Linked DNA regions of Homo sapiens: region 1 is linked to region 2. The links are chromatin contacts, found by Hi-C or POLR2A ChIA-PET in ENCODE. All regions are on one chromosome and are shown on one strand. The core of a region is the stretch at or near the end of the contact, and the rest is flanking DNA. Distances in the headings are between cores, read along the strand shown.

The links. Hi-C counts contacts between places; a loop is a spot of excess contacts on that map. ChIA-PET counts read pairs that join two places held with the same protein, here RNA polymerase II (POLR2A). Pooled maps may share reads with other maps.
Region 1: a loop to region 2 is called in a map of HCT116, with 4 times the contacts of the local background. The contact joins two enhancer-like sites. A Hi-C loop is called at or near these places in 3 of 168 maps with a recorded cell type or tissue (HCT116, Right ventricle myocardium inferior and mammary epithelial cell), 2 of 37 single-sample maps with no recorded cell type and 18 of 50 pooled maps. POLR2A ChIA-PET finds 5 or more read pairs at or near these places in 1 of 52 experiments (OCI-LY7).

The regions. Positions count from the first base shown.
Region 1 is chr6:4,644,089-4,650,746 of GRCh38, reverse strand. No RefSeq gene overlaps it. Among named protein-coding and RNA genes, the nearest start is that of KU-MEL-3, 37 kb to the right of the region's middle. RefSeq lists a silencer at 2,798-3,092 and an enhancer at 2,798-3,092. Within about 2 kb of position 2,971, at least 11 of the 41 ENCODE cell types and tissues checked have a DNase peak (open chromatin) inside an H3K27ac peak, as active enhancers do.
Region 2 is chr6:4,937,053-4,943,660 of GRCh38, reverse strand. CDYL (chromodomain Y like) reads right to left here. Exons shown (of 7, transcript NM_004824.4): 4 at 5,924-6,096; 5 at 1-115. Among named protein-coding and RNA genes, the nearest start is that of LYRM4-AS1, 63 kb to the left of the region's middle. Within about 2 kb of position 1,345, at least 10 of the 41 ENCODE cell types and tissues checked have a DNase peak (open chromatin) inside an H3K27ac peak, as active enhancers do.

The sequences.
Region 1 (6,658 bases), core at 1,722-4,221, 290 kb after region 2:
TACTTTTATTTTATTAATATGATGAATTACATTGATTAATTTTCAAATGTTAAACTAATCTTAAATTCCTGAGATAAATCCCACTTGATCATGATATATTATCCTTTTAAAATATTGTTTGATTTGTTTTGCTCATATTTTATTAAGAATTTTTGCCTTTATGTTCATGAAGAATATTAGCTATAGTTTTATTTTCTTTTAATGTCTTTGTTTTTAGTATCAGGGCAATACTGGCCTCATAAAATGGATGGGAAATGTTCCTTGATTCCTATTTTATAAAAATATTTGTATAGGATAGGTATTATTTCTTACTTAGGTATTTGTTAGAATTCATAAGAGAAGCCATCAAGACCTGGATTTATAATTGTGAGAAGATTTTAAATTACAATTGAATTTGTTTAATAGATATAAAGCCTTATCATATTTTATATTTCTGCTTGTGCCAGTTTTGGTAATCTGTATCTTTTGAGCAATGTGACCACTTATGCAATTTTTCAAATTCATTGGCATATACGTGTGTATATTCTTCCCTATATCGTTCTTTTAATATTTGTAGGATCTGTGATGATGTTCTCTCTTTCATTCCTGATTTTGGTAATTTGTGTCTTCTTGCTCAGTCTAGAGTCTTTGTGATTTTATTAATCTTCTCAAAGAGCCAGCCTTTGGTTTCATTGGTTATCTCTATTGTTTGCCATTTTTGGTTTCTTTTTACAGGAGAGGAAATAGTAGTGATAGTTTACCCTTTGTCTCAGTGGTAAACAATATTAGATAACCATAACAATGTTAATACCGACTCAGGAACACATGACTCATGATTATGATGTAACCCCATTTTGGAGTATGAGGAAAATGGAGGAGGAGAAGTAGTTTATGAAAACAATATCCTTATCTTTCTAATAGGAAGTCAATAATACACTAAAATAGATTAATCAACAAGTTGCAGAATAAACGTATCATTTTGAAATGTGAACGTAAATACTGGAAGAAAGAGAGGAAGGAAAGGAAAATGGTAGTATTCAGCAAGAAAATTGGGGAGTTAGGTCAGAAACTTTTTTTTTTTGTATTGAGTATTTGACAAAATATATGAGTGTTATTATGTTGATAAAATAAAAATTAATCTAACACTTCAGTATCAGAATGGGAAAAAGTATGGCTGGAAAACAAGGTTTTCCGAGCCTGGGAGAGGTTACAGACATGATCTCGGGGAATATGCCGTGACTTTGAGTAGTGTGGAAAGCCGCCTTTTATTTTCAGTTAGTTAAAAAAATTCTGCATTTGTTGTATTCTGATGGAATTATTATAAATGTGAAGTTATAAAGCCTGTTGTAATTGAATGAGGAATTGCCACATAAATATGTCCTTAACATCATATTAGATAGTTCTTTACAGTTTTCAAGGAGATTTCATATACATTGCCTTCTTTAAACCTCACTTTAGCTCCGTGAGCCCAGTGTTATTATAGACAGCATCTTCAGTTTGTAGCTGTGTTTCAGCTAAAAGATCTGCTGAGGGTCACACTGGTGGTAAGTACCTGGGGATGGACTACAAACTCATCACTGTCACTAAGAACTCCATAATATACATAGTTGAATCACAAAACAATTTTAAACATGTTGATTTATTTATCTGCTTGTTTTCATAACTATAACCTGATGACTTGAACAGTTGGTAGCAGGATAGAACATATATTGATGTTGCTTTGAATACATTTCAATATCTGTGCAGCAATTACTTGCTGTGTGACCTTGGGAACATTATTTAATTTATCTGAGCCTCTTTTTCTCCACCTGAAAAAGGATATTACTACCTTTCTCATAAGGTTGTTCTTCAGAGTTAACGTAAGTAAAATGCTTATGACAGTACCTAGAAGTTAGTATGGACTCAATAATTGCTTAATATTAGATCATTTTTGTTAACTATACAAATAACTAAGATTATTTGATAATTACTGCCTGCTATCTTTTGTATGAGAACCGCAATACTGCCTCACTATCAAATGATGATATTGAGTTCTCCTAGTGAAATGCTCAGTTAAAAAAGTGACACGTTCATATGTGAACATCAAAGTTAAACTGAAATTACTTTAAAAATTAATTTACTTTTGAAGATCACCTTCCTAGTAATGTGAGTCACTAAGAATCTGAGTACATAGATATAAATCCTGCTTTTGTAAGATAGCATATATGCAGAGAAAAATGTGGATAAGTACATATCAAACAGTTGACAGTGGTTATCTCTAAGGATTGGGATCATGGTAGGGGTGCATTGATCTAATTTATTTATTGTTTTTAGTGCTTTTTTAAAAAATAGAAAGCATATACTGCTTTTATTATCTGAAAAAATATGATTTAAAAATGTTTATGTAAAAAACAAGCCTTACAGAAATCACAGCCTTATCAGAAATGTTTGACATGACTTGCCCCACACCGGCTTCTAGTGAAATGCTCTGAGATCTCCCTGAGGATTGACATCCCGCTGACAGGTCTCTAGTTCTAGGATTTCCAAAGGTACCGATGAACCACTTGTACCATAGAATTTGCATCTGGTTTCCACGTAGGAGGTGTGTTCTGTGGGGCTCCCTGGGCTTGGTAGGCAAAACATTTTAGGAACAGAGAAAATGTGTTGGCTTTAAAGAAGAGATTTCACTGCTGGTCTTTCCAGCTATGACCTGTGACCGGCTGTGGGCATTACTGTAGTCAAAGCCATTTTAGTTAAACATATTTATAAGCAGAGTTAAAAAGGGACTGTGGCTGCTATCTCACACCCCAAGATGACATTCAAGCTTTGCGTTTTCAGTTATTCCTAAAGTTATTTCTAAAACCAATGCTGCACTCAATTTTAGTCTCTCTCTCTCTCCCCTTCCTGCCCATCCGGGGTCTAGCCAAAGCTCCCTTCCTCAACTCCAGCTCCATCTCTCCAGGTTTTCCCTCTGCCCGGTTCTCCCGGGAGCGAGAGGGGGTGGGGACAGGCGGCTTTGGCGTCAACAGCAGCACGAGCTGCGGCTTCCTGCCTCCCCAGGCGGCTTCGGTTCCAAGGGTGCCTGGCTGCCTAGCGTCCCGCAGTGTCCAGGGCTTTCAGACCTCACCTAAGGTCCTAAAGATGTCCTCATTCTCCAGAATGGCACTGCCTCTACCAAGGAGGACACTTTGAAGTGTTGGTCCTGGCTACAGGCGCCCTCTGCTACTGACTGGTACCTGTGAGTCTATATAAAAGCCATAGAGCCAATTCCTCACACCCTCAGCAAATGAAACCTGCCCGTGGGATGCCCTTTGGCTTTTATTTCACGAGTGATCAGAAGCTGGCTACCGCCCTGGTGGCAAGTGTGAGCTTACTGTCACTTACTGTCTGGGCAGCAGTTTATGACATCTGTATGGTTTTAACTCTCAACCTTTACACTCTCTTGAATAACAAACTTGAAAAGAGATGACTCCCGGGAAGAACCTCCCCAATTTTGTTGTTGTTGTTTGTTTGTTTTTCTTCTTTGAGATGGACTCTGACTCTGTTGCCCAGGCTGGAGTGCAGTGGCGTGATCTCGGCTCACTGTAACCTCTGCCTCCTGGGTTCAAGTGATTCTCCCACCTCAGCCTCCCAAGTATCTGGGATTACAGGCACCCGCCATCATGCCCAGCTAATTTTTGTATTTTGTATTTTTAGTAGAGATGGGGTTTTGTCATGTTGGCCAGGCTGGTCTTGAACTCCTGACCTCAGGTGATCCACCTGTCTAGGCCTCCCAATGTGCTGGGATTATAGGGCCAAGAACCGCCTTTCACAGGAATTGAGAACATTTAAAAAGGATGTCATAGGCCATGTTCCGAAGAAAGGGAACCTTATGAGATTATTGATGACAGATTCTGAGGAATTAGCTGAGCTTTCTGATGGGTCATCAGAAATGTGGGTGGGAGACAAAGGCTGTTCCAAAGTGTTCCAGGCCAAGGTCAGAGCAAAACTCGTGCATGTGTTGGGTATCTGGCCCCATTCGAGGTTGCTTTGGCCGGACGTGGTGGCTGACGCCTGTAATCCCAGCACTTTGGGAGGCTGAGGTGGGCAGATCACGAGGTCAGGAGTTAGAGACCAGCCTGGCCAACACAGTGAAACCCCGTCTCTACTAAAGATACAAAAATTAGTTGGGTGTGGTGGTGTGCGCCTGTAGTCCCAGCTACTCGGGAGACTGAGGCAAGAGAATTGCTTGAACCCAGGAGGTGGAGGTTGCAGTAAGCCGAGATTGTGCCACTGCACTCCAGCCTGGGTGACAAAGTGAGACTCTGTCTCAAAAAAAAAAAAAAAAGTAATGATGATAACAATAATCAACTAATGTTTACTGGATACCTGCTATGTGCATGACCTTACTCATTTGGGTCTCACCACAAGCCTAGGCGAAGAAGCCCAAAGCACGTGCCATCCAACATCCCCTAGTCTAGTCCTTATGCTTGCTCTGATGAGATGAGCACAAGGCTGGCTGCAGAGGAGAAAGTTCTTTCCAAGGCTTAAGGTACCCTTTATGTCCTCAGCCTTTATTGAGGGTTGGTGTGAGAAACAGCCCTGTGACAAACATCTCTGAAGGTGTTCTTTATCTGTTATTGACTGCGGTCCATTTCCTTGTCTAGTGGCTTTAAAAGAAAACCATATGTCATAAATTCCTTTGGGAGTTAAAGGTTGTTTCTCTTGATGGTTTTTTGTGCTTCCTTTCATTAGACGGATGTCTTGGTCTAAGGCCTAGAGATTCTGATTCAGTGCGTTTGAGTAGGGTGAGATGACCAGACTTTGAAGATGCCCCCTCCCTTTGAGTCCGAGGCACAGCCAGGGCTAGGAACCCCTCCTGTGGCTCTTGGTCAGCTCCCCCTGTAGTCCCTGATTGGGATCACAGAGCTAAGATTTGTGCTCCTTTTACCTAGGTTTTCTGACAGAATTTTTGCACCCTTTTCATGTCTTGTCTCTTTTCTTGTCTCTTGTCTCTTGCTGTTTTGCTTCCCTTCCCTTAATATTTTTAGAATTCATATATCATTTATTGTAAAATACCTTGTCTGCTTTCAGCATAAAACCAAATGAATGAAAGAATGGGTGTCATTCTCCACCTAAAGTTTCCAACAGGATTTTCCTTAAAACACCTCCTTATTCTTTCTTTCTGTCATTCTTTCACCTACTTTGCTGTTTTTAATTAATTGCTTGACAAAGTAAACATTTATTTACTTTTGAAAGACACTAATGTATTCTAAAGGGAAACTGGCTCCCTCTCAAATGTCTGGAGCCATCATAATTGTGAAGAGACACTGTTCCAGGAGAAGTAGTTCAACCTTGAGATAATGAGAGGGTTGTCTGGAGAGGACCATAATGAGTTCAAAGGAAGGTGCTGGAATAAATGCAGACACAGAGGTTGTTAATGCAATGTAGAGATTGTCTCATCTCATGGCCCTCCCACCCCATTCCACTGATGTCAGTTTAGTTACTTCCCTTGCTTGCGGTATGTCAACATGCAGCAATTATTTTGTTTTTGTTAACAATGATAGGACTTCAGTGCGATGAACTTGGCCTGCATCCCTGAATGCTGCATTTACAACCAGCTTTCCTTGCTTGACAGCAGACTTCATTGAATAAAAAGAGGCAACTCCAAAGGTTATTGCAAGATTACAGCATAGCAGGTCTGGACAAAGGCACTGTGGAATGTGGGAGGATGACTGACTGGGGCCTGGAGGAAGTGACATTGGCTTCAGTGGGGCACTGTAGAGTCACATAGTAATGCACATGTGACCAGCTGCAGGTGTTTGCTTGATCCTATCTTCTACATAAGAAAAAGAACTTTAAAAAAATCATTTAGTGTGACAAAGGCTTCAGTACCATCAGATTATTAAAATTATCCTACTGATGGAATGGTTTTTAAATTAAATTTTGTGTAATGTTGACAAACCTCTATCAATATAGCAGGTTTCATCTGCTGCTAATCAGCATAAGTGACTTACAACTAAGTTAATCAGCCATTTTCATTCCAGAGGTTGATCTTAATCCAACTGTTTATTAATAATTCGAGTGCCCCTCTCTCTGTTTTCTGAAGGAATCGGTTGTTTATACTTTTCAAGTCCCTGCTCCAGGTTAACTTTCTTTTTCTTTTTTTTTTTTGAGATGGAGTCTTACTCTGTAGCCCAGGCTGGAGTGCAGTGGCATGATCTTGGCTCACTGCAACCTCCGCCTCCTGGGTTCAAGCGATTCTCCTGCCTCAGCCTCCCAAGTAGCTGGGATTACAGGCGCATGCCACCACGCTCAGCTAATTTTTGTATTTTTAGTAGAGACAGGGTTTCACTGTGTTAGCCAGGATCCGGGTAAACTTTCACACTAGATGGTATCACTGTCTTTTGGAAATTTACCACTGAACTGGGATGATACACCACGTAGGAAAAAATCATTAGCAATACAAAGCAGTGTAAGTTAGCAGTGCTAACAGGTGGTAGAAACCCAAGTTGTCAGGAATTGAGAAGCAGGCATGACCACATGGGTTGGGGAGAGGAGGGAGTGATTCCCTAGAGATGGCACCTAGTCTATGGGAAAGCCACATCTTTGTATGCTGTAGGAACCCTCTTCTCCAGCCATGGTGGCCATGCATCTGTGGAATTTTCCTTTCCTGCTTACCACCACACCTTTGCCAGTATGATTTTTTCCACCTAAAATG
Region 2 (6,608 bases), core at 96-2,595:
ATTAGCCCAAACCACATCGCAAAGAGGCAATATAGATGCTCCTAGACCAATGGCTGGGCCATTGACTGCTACAATAATGGGCTTCTTAAATTGAATGAAAGTATTCACGAAGTTTCTAAAATGAAAAATAAATGGGGAATTACTCAAAACATTGCATATTTGAGCAAAGGAAAAGTCTATTATGGAATTCAATTTACCAAGATGTAAATGCTACGGAAATCCTGAAGACTTGAGATTTGTTTAAGGCCTTCCCCAGCAGTTGTGGACCCTAGACTTATTTACTACGTGTTGTAAAGGTTTGGTGACAGCCTGGAGCCCACGCATGTAGTGGCTGTCACTACAGGCCCTACGTGAAGGCCACAGGGTAACATGCAGCCATGAGCTGCACTGGAATTTGCAGGTGGCTCTCGGGCTCTATAAACAACACATCTTGCTCCCCAACCTGTCTTCCCTCGAAGACACAGGAGCCCAGTACATATTCTGGGCTTCACAAGACAAATCAAGAAGCTGTCACAGAGGAAATCTGGCCCAGGGCATACTAAGACTGCCTGGTGTTAAGTGTACGGTGGTGGATTAGGGTTCACAAAAACCCTGGGATCTGGGTCTGGCCTTGGTTCATGATTTCAGACAGCTCACTGATTATCTGGCAATAATTGCTATTTCCTGAGTTTATGTGGAAGTGGACTGAACAGTCTGGGGGATACAGAGACAAGAGTGTCACAGGCTGGCTCAAGACATGCGACCTGCAAACAAGAAGAGCAAACAGCACAGGGCTCAGGCCTGTACCCACATCCTGCTCCACTGAGGGCTGGAGGGTACGGCTGCAGCAGGAGTTCGGAGGACAGTGGGGTCAGGCGTGGGGCAGCCTCTGCACAGGACAGAGGTTTAATAAATCAAGCCCATGCTATTTTGGGATTTGCTTTAGATCAGGCTGGAAAAGTAGGCTGCTTTTCAATGTAGGGTAGCTTGGTGTCATACCACTTTAGGAATGTGCATTTTCTTCCCCTAAATACTAGAAGCTGATCTTATGCTCAGAGGTTGTTTCTTGTTATGATTTCACACAGTGGAGAAAAGAAGAAACACAAGATAGTCCCTTCAGTGCAGGCTGAGTTCTAGATCAGAAGTGCAGAGTAAGGACAGCTTTTCACTTGCTGGATTCTAAACCTGACCCCCATCTTTAATACTGAAAATAACAATCTAGATGCTCTCTACAATTCAGCAATTTAAAACCACAGCAATCTGTTCAGATCTTCTCTGAAAATCATGACTCAGCATCTGAGATAGCTCCCCACTCAACTCCCCGAGACACTGACGGATGACTCATATTTTTTGGCAGGGGCAGGTCAGGGAGGTGAGGAGGGTTGTGTCTGTGTGTGTATGAACAGGAGAGTGAGGAATTGCAGAGTTTAGCGGCTGGACCTCAGCCTAGCCCCCAAGGTTTGTGGGATCTTTGCATTGAGCAAGAATTAACTCATTCAAATGAATGAGTTGCACTAAGTCTTTCTAAATGAGAGAGCCTGAGGCATTCTTAGAAAGATCACACTGGGGTTTAATGATCAGAGTGTCAGACAACCTTTTAAGCAGACTCTTGAAATAAGCCTAGAAGAACTACATGAAGCTATTTCAGTTGTGTCATCTTTTGAAGATATGGGGTCAATGACACAAGATGGAAATACATTTCCTAGGCCCAGTAACTGATGACTCATGAAAAGGTAAAACTGCTGAACTGTCTCTCAATGATAAGGAACAGCTGTTTCCAAAATCTGAGTAGCTCCAATTTCATCTGCCTTATGGAACAGAAGGCAAACTGTTATAGCCGTTGCCCAGGCTGACATCTGGAAACCACGGATGGGGCAATAAATTAACATAAAAGCGATGATCAAAGTCAAGGTAATAAGAAGGTAATTCTACAGAAAAACAGTAAAAGGAATTATTTCATATATCCTTGCCTCCATGCCCATATATTTGTATAAAAAAATCTGCTTCTAAAATATTAATAGATATTGGTAAGTCGAAACTTAGATTTTGATAGGCTGAAGGCATTTTTTGGAACTGAAATTTTATTTTTACTTTTGCCTGGAATGGTGACTTCACCTGAAGCTGGTGGCTCTTTCTGGACGGGGTATGAATGAACCAGCATGCTCTGGAGCAAAGAGCCCCTTCCCTTTTCAGGGAATGGGAACTGGCCATTCTGAATAGTGAGCCCTGAGATGCCAGAAATGGATGTGGTGCACACAGAGACTCGTTTTGTTTTAAAAAAGAAAACCTTTACAGAAATGCTTTCTCTGCCTAGTAGAAACTTCCCAGGACCATAAAGGCTTAACCAAGGGAGCTGCAAATCAAGGCACAAGGAACCAGAGGCGAGGCAGGGGCTGCCTTCAAGCCTGGGACGGTCCTCTCCCAAGTAGCCCCTGCTTCTGTGGGCTTCAGCCAAGTGTGTTTTAAACTTGAAATCAAAATGTATGAACACTCAAATGTTTGCCATGCAATGTACTGAAGTTAAATTTGTTTCTTTGGAATTGAATTCAAGGCTGTTGTTGGGTATGGCAGGGAAGGAGGCTGATATTTGCCACATAATTAGTCTAAAAAGACTTTATAATTAAACAAAACTCTTCCTTTAAAGGACATTTACTAATCTGGAAATATCAAACAGCTGGAAAATCACATAAGATGTAGGGACTGTCAAAGGAACGTTTGGGGAGAAGGAGGCAGCAGGGACCTGAAGTTGGGCAGCCAGTGTGCTGCTTTCCATGGCTGAGGTCTCTCTCATTTGAATGGCACCTTCGTTTGAAGGACTAATGGGGTACAGGTCAGGGTCATGGGGCATGTTTACTGGCTCACTTTGTTCTCTCCCAAATCCTCTTGCCCCTGGGGCACTGCTTGGGCAGGGCCCCCGGTCTCCCTCTGTGGGAGGAAGAAGAAACCTCACTTTTGGGGAGAGAAGTCTCCTGGTCCTTAAAACCCAGTGGCAGCTACTGGTTCTGGCAGACTTCAAAAGCCTAATGCTGTCCATGAACTTGAAAGAATTTTGTTCTAACCACAAAGGTGCAGAATATTTTTGTTGCAATTACCCTGCAAACTGCAAACCACGAATCCTCGTCACAAAGTCAGCTGCTCTAGATACCTGGTGACCTAATATGAAACCTCATCTTCCTGTTTGCTTCCCGCTTTTCCTTTGGAAACTTGCTACGATGAAGTCCTTTGCCTCCAAGTTTTAAGGAACATGAGACAAGACACCAGAGAAATGAAAAATATACACAGGAAGAGCTTTTATCCACATAAAAATTAATTTAAATGCAAATAAGAAAAGGAAAGGTTAAGTGACTCTGGTGTAACTAATTATTTTTCTGATCTTGCCAGACTACATTAAGGAAAATTCACATTGACAAAAATATAGTCACATAAAGAAGAAACAAGTTGGTTTTCCTAAAGCAGGACTTGGCTCTTCACAAGAATATCAATCCAGCTTTTTGTGTGGAGTAGGGAGAGTGGACGGAGCAGGGAGCTGATGAAAGTGAACTTTTAAAGTGACATCAAGTTCAACAAAGGAGATCTCCACTTAAACCTGGCTGGATCTAGCTTTCCTCTGCTTTTACTGATCCCAGCGCCACAAGCCCACAGCCTCTGTCCAAGGGAATTCAACGCTGGAGGGAGGAGTGAGCTGCACCCGGCGAGGCACCAGCGGGCTCACAAGTGGAGCCAGGGAAAAGCCTACACGGGAAAACGGAGCCAGGACCCAGAAGGCACTGGCTGACACATCCGATTTTCTTATGACCGCAGAGCTACCAAAAAGCACAATATTATGTGTACATTCAGCGTGATATTATGGAGAACATGCAAAGTGACCATAGGAGGCATGGTGGTTTGTATTTTAAAAATAAAAGTTAAGTTCATGGAATTCACCCTGAATGGATAATAATGAAGCTGTCTTAGAGGCGCTGAGAGTCAGCCAAGGATTTATGACACTGATCAAGCAGTTTAATCTTAAACTGAAGAACAAGATGGTCCCACCTAGTGTACCACAGGGATGAAATCCCCTAGGAGATTAGAAACAATACTTAATAAGATCAGACTATAAAATTTCAAACCACTTCTGAAAAAAACCACACATAATGTGATAGCCTGTAAAAGGTAACATTCAAAAGATTAAGGGATAACCTCCTAAATACATGTGTACATCATATGAGAAAATATAGTAATTCTGAAAATGATTAAATATGTCATGAGAGGCTAAGGCAATCCCCTTCAACCCAGAGGTGTGGGTTCCAGGACTCCTGTGATGGGCTGTTTGGTGCCCATCAGAGCCATCTTGGGTGTCAGTCAAAGAAAGACGTCCCTGCCTACCCCAGACTCAACAAAACAGAAAAAAGAGCCCCCCTACCCACCACACCAATCCTGCTGTGCAAGCTCTAGAAGGGTTTAGGTGCTAGAAAGCCCAGTGCACCAAGGGCAGTGCTCAGCTGGAGCCTAGTAACTATCAAAAGTAGTTCAACTTCAGCCCTCCAGAAATCTGGGATTTTGGAAAAGATCCAACTTACTTTACTGCCATTTTGCCAGTCTACGTTTTCTTTCATTTTTCATCCTCTGTAAGTTAAAAAGGCAAGCACAAAGGGTTTATGGGGGCCACCTGGGGATATGTCATTTTAGGGAGGTGAGTAGAGAAGCATAGCCAACTTTCATGTTGATGACTAGGTTTCATCCATTTTAAATAAAATTCATCTCCGAAAAATCAGACACTTCTAATTATACATGGAGTGATTAGCATGATAAATGAGGGGATATGATTTTAGACGAATTAAGTGGTTTTAGAGAAAGTTTTGCTGATATATGTTATCATATAGCAGAGGAAAATCCAACAACCAAGGAAATAGAAATATCTCAAAGTCATATTGTCACATGAAAAAAGCAAGTTGCAAAGCAACAACAGAACTAAATTGATACTATTTGTGTGTATATATGAAATAAAAATTTGAAAATGCTTAGATCAAGACATCTATTGTACATCATGGTGACCACAGTTAATGTATTTTTATACTTGAAAATTGCTGAGAGTAGATTTTAAGTGTTCTCACCACACACACAAAATAGTAAGTATGTGAGGTAATGCATATGCTAATTAGCTTGATTTAACCATTCCACAATGTATTCGTGTTTCAATACACCATGTTGTACACTATAAGTATATACAATTTTTACTTCTGAGTTTAAAAGTAAGTCTAAAAAATTAAACTGAAAATTATAACAAAATGTTCAGAAAAAGGTTGGGGAAGACACACCAATGAATGTTGGATACCTTGAGGGGAGTGAGGGACAAGGAGGACTTCTGCTTTTTATTTCCTACTATCTGGTTCTCTGTCCAGTTGGAACTTAGGATGAAACTGAACAAGAATGTGCACTACTTGTATTTAAAGAAACAAAAAAAAAAAACAACAAAAAAAACCAAAAAACAAAACTCTCCATGTGGTGTTACGGAGCTATCTCATCATAAAGCCTAGACAATTTACTTCAGAGTCGAGCAAATGGTAACTTACTATTTGGAAGAGATCTTTATCTAGGGGTTGAGGACAGAACATACTCACGGCACAAATAATAGGAACTCTGGCTACCCATGATCATCTACTCTAATCATCAGAACATTCTCCGAACACTTGCAGGGTTTAAACCAACCTTGAAATCAGTTATCTGCCCAAGGCAAGTAGTAATTCATGGCAGGCCCATAGAAAAGATTTTGCCCAAGGCAAGTAGTAATTTATGGCAGGCCCATAGAAGAGACAGATGATTTAATTAATTTTGCTGCTCGTGTCTCTCCATGGGAGAAGATGTGTATCTTATTCTCAAGGCTTGGTCAGGCCCATTCTATCAGGATTGGTTTACCAAAAACAAAACACCCAACCAATGTTTAAAAAACATCATTTTTACATACCTGATAGCTTCTGCCATTTTAGTGCTTTCTCTTTTCCTGTCATCTGTCAGACGTCGTATAAAATAAATAAAGTCAAGTCCACAACAGAAGACGCTGCCAACGGCGCTGAGCAGTACCAGCTTGCTGTCATCGGCAGCGGCCGTGCTCAGAGCACTCTGGACTTCTCTCATTACCTGAAAGTCACCAGAAGTTAAAGTGGCAAAGAATATTTTGGGTTTAAAATCTTAAAGCATTTTTTTTTTTGGAGAGAGTCTCACTCTGTTGCTCAGGTTGGCGTGCAGTGGTTTAATCAAGGCTCACTGTGCTCTCTAACTCCTGGGCTCAAACAATCCTCCCGCCTCCGCCTCCTAAGTAGCTGGGACTACAGGCTTGTGCTATCATGCCTGGCTCATTTTTCAACCTTTTTGTAAGAGATGGAGTTTTGCTATGTTGTCTAGGGTGGTCTTGAACTCCTGGGCTCAAACAATCCTCCCGCCTCAGCCTCCCAAGTAGCTGGGACTATAGGCTTGTGCCATCATGCCTGGCTCATTTTTCAACTTTTTTTGTAGAGATGGAGTTTTGCTATGTTGTCTAGGATGGTCTTGAACTCCTGGGCTCAAGTGATCCTCCTGCCTTGGCCTCCCAAAGTGCTGGGATTACATGCATTAGCCACCGCACCCTGCCTAAAAGCATTTTATTACTGGAG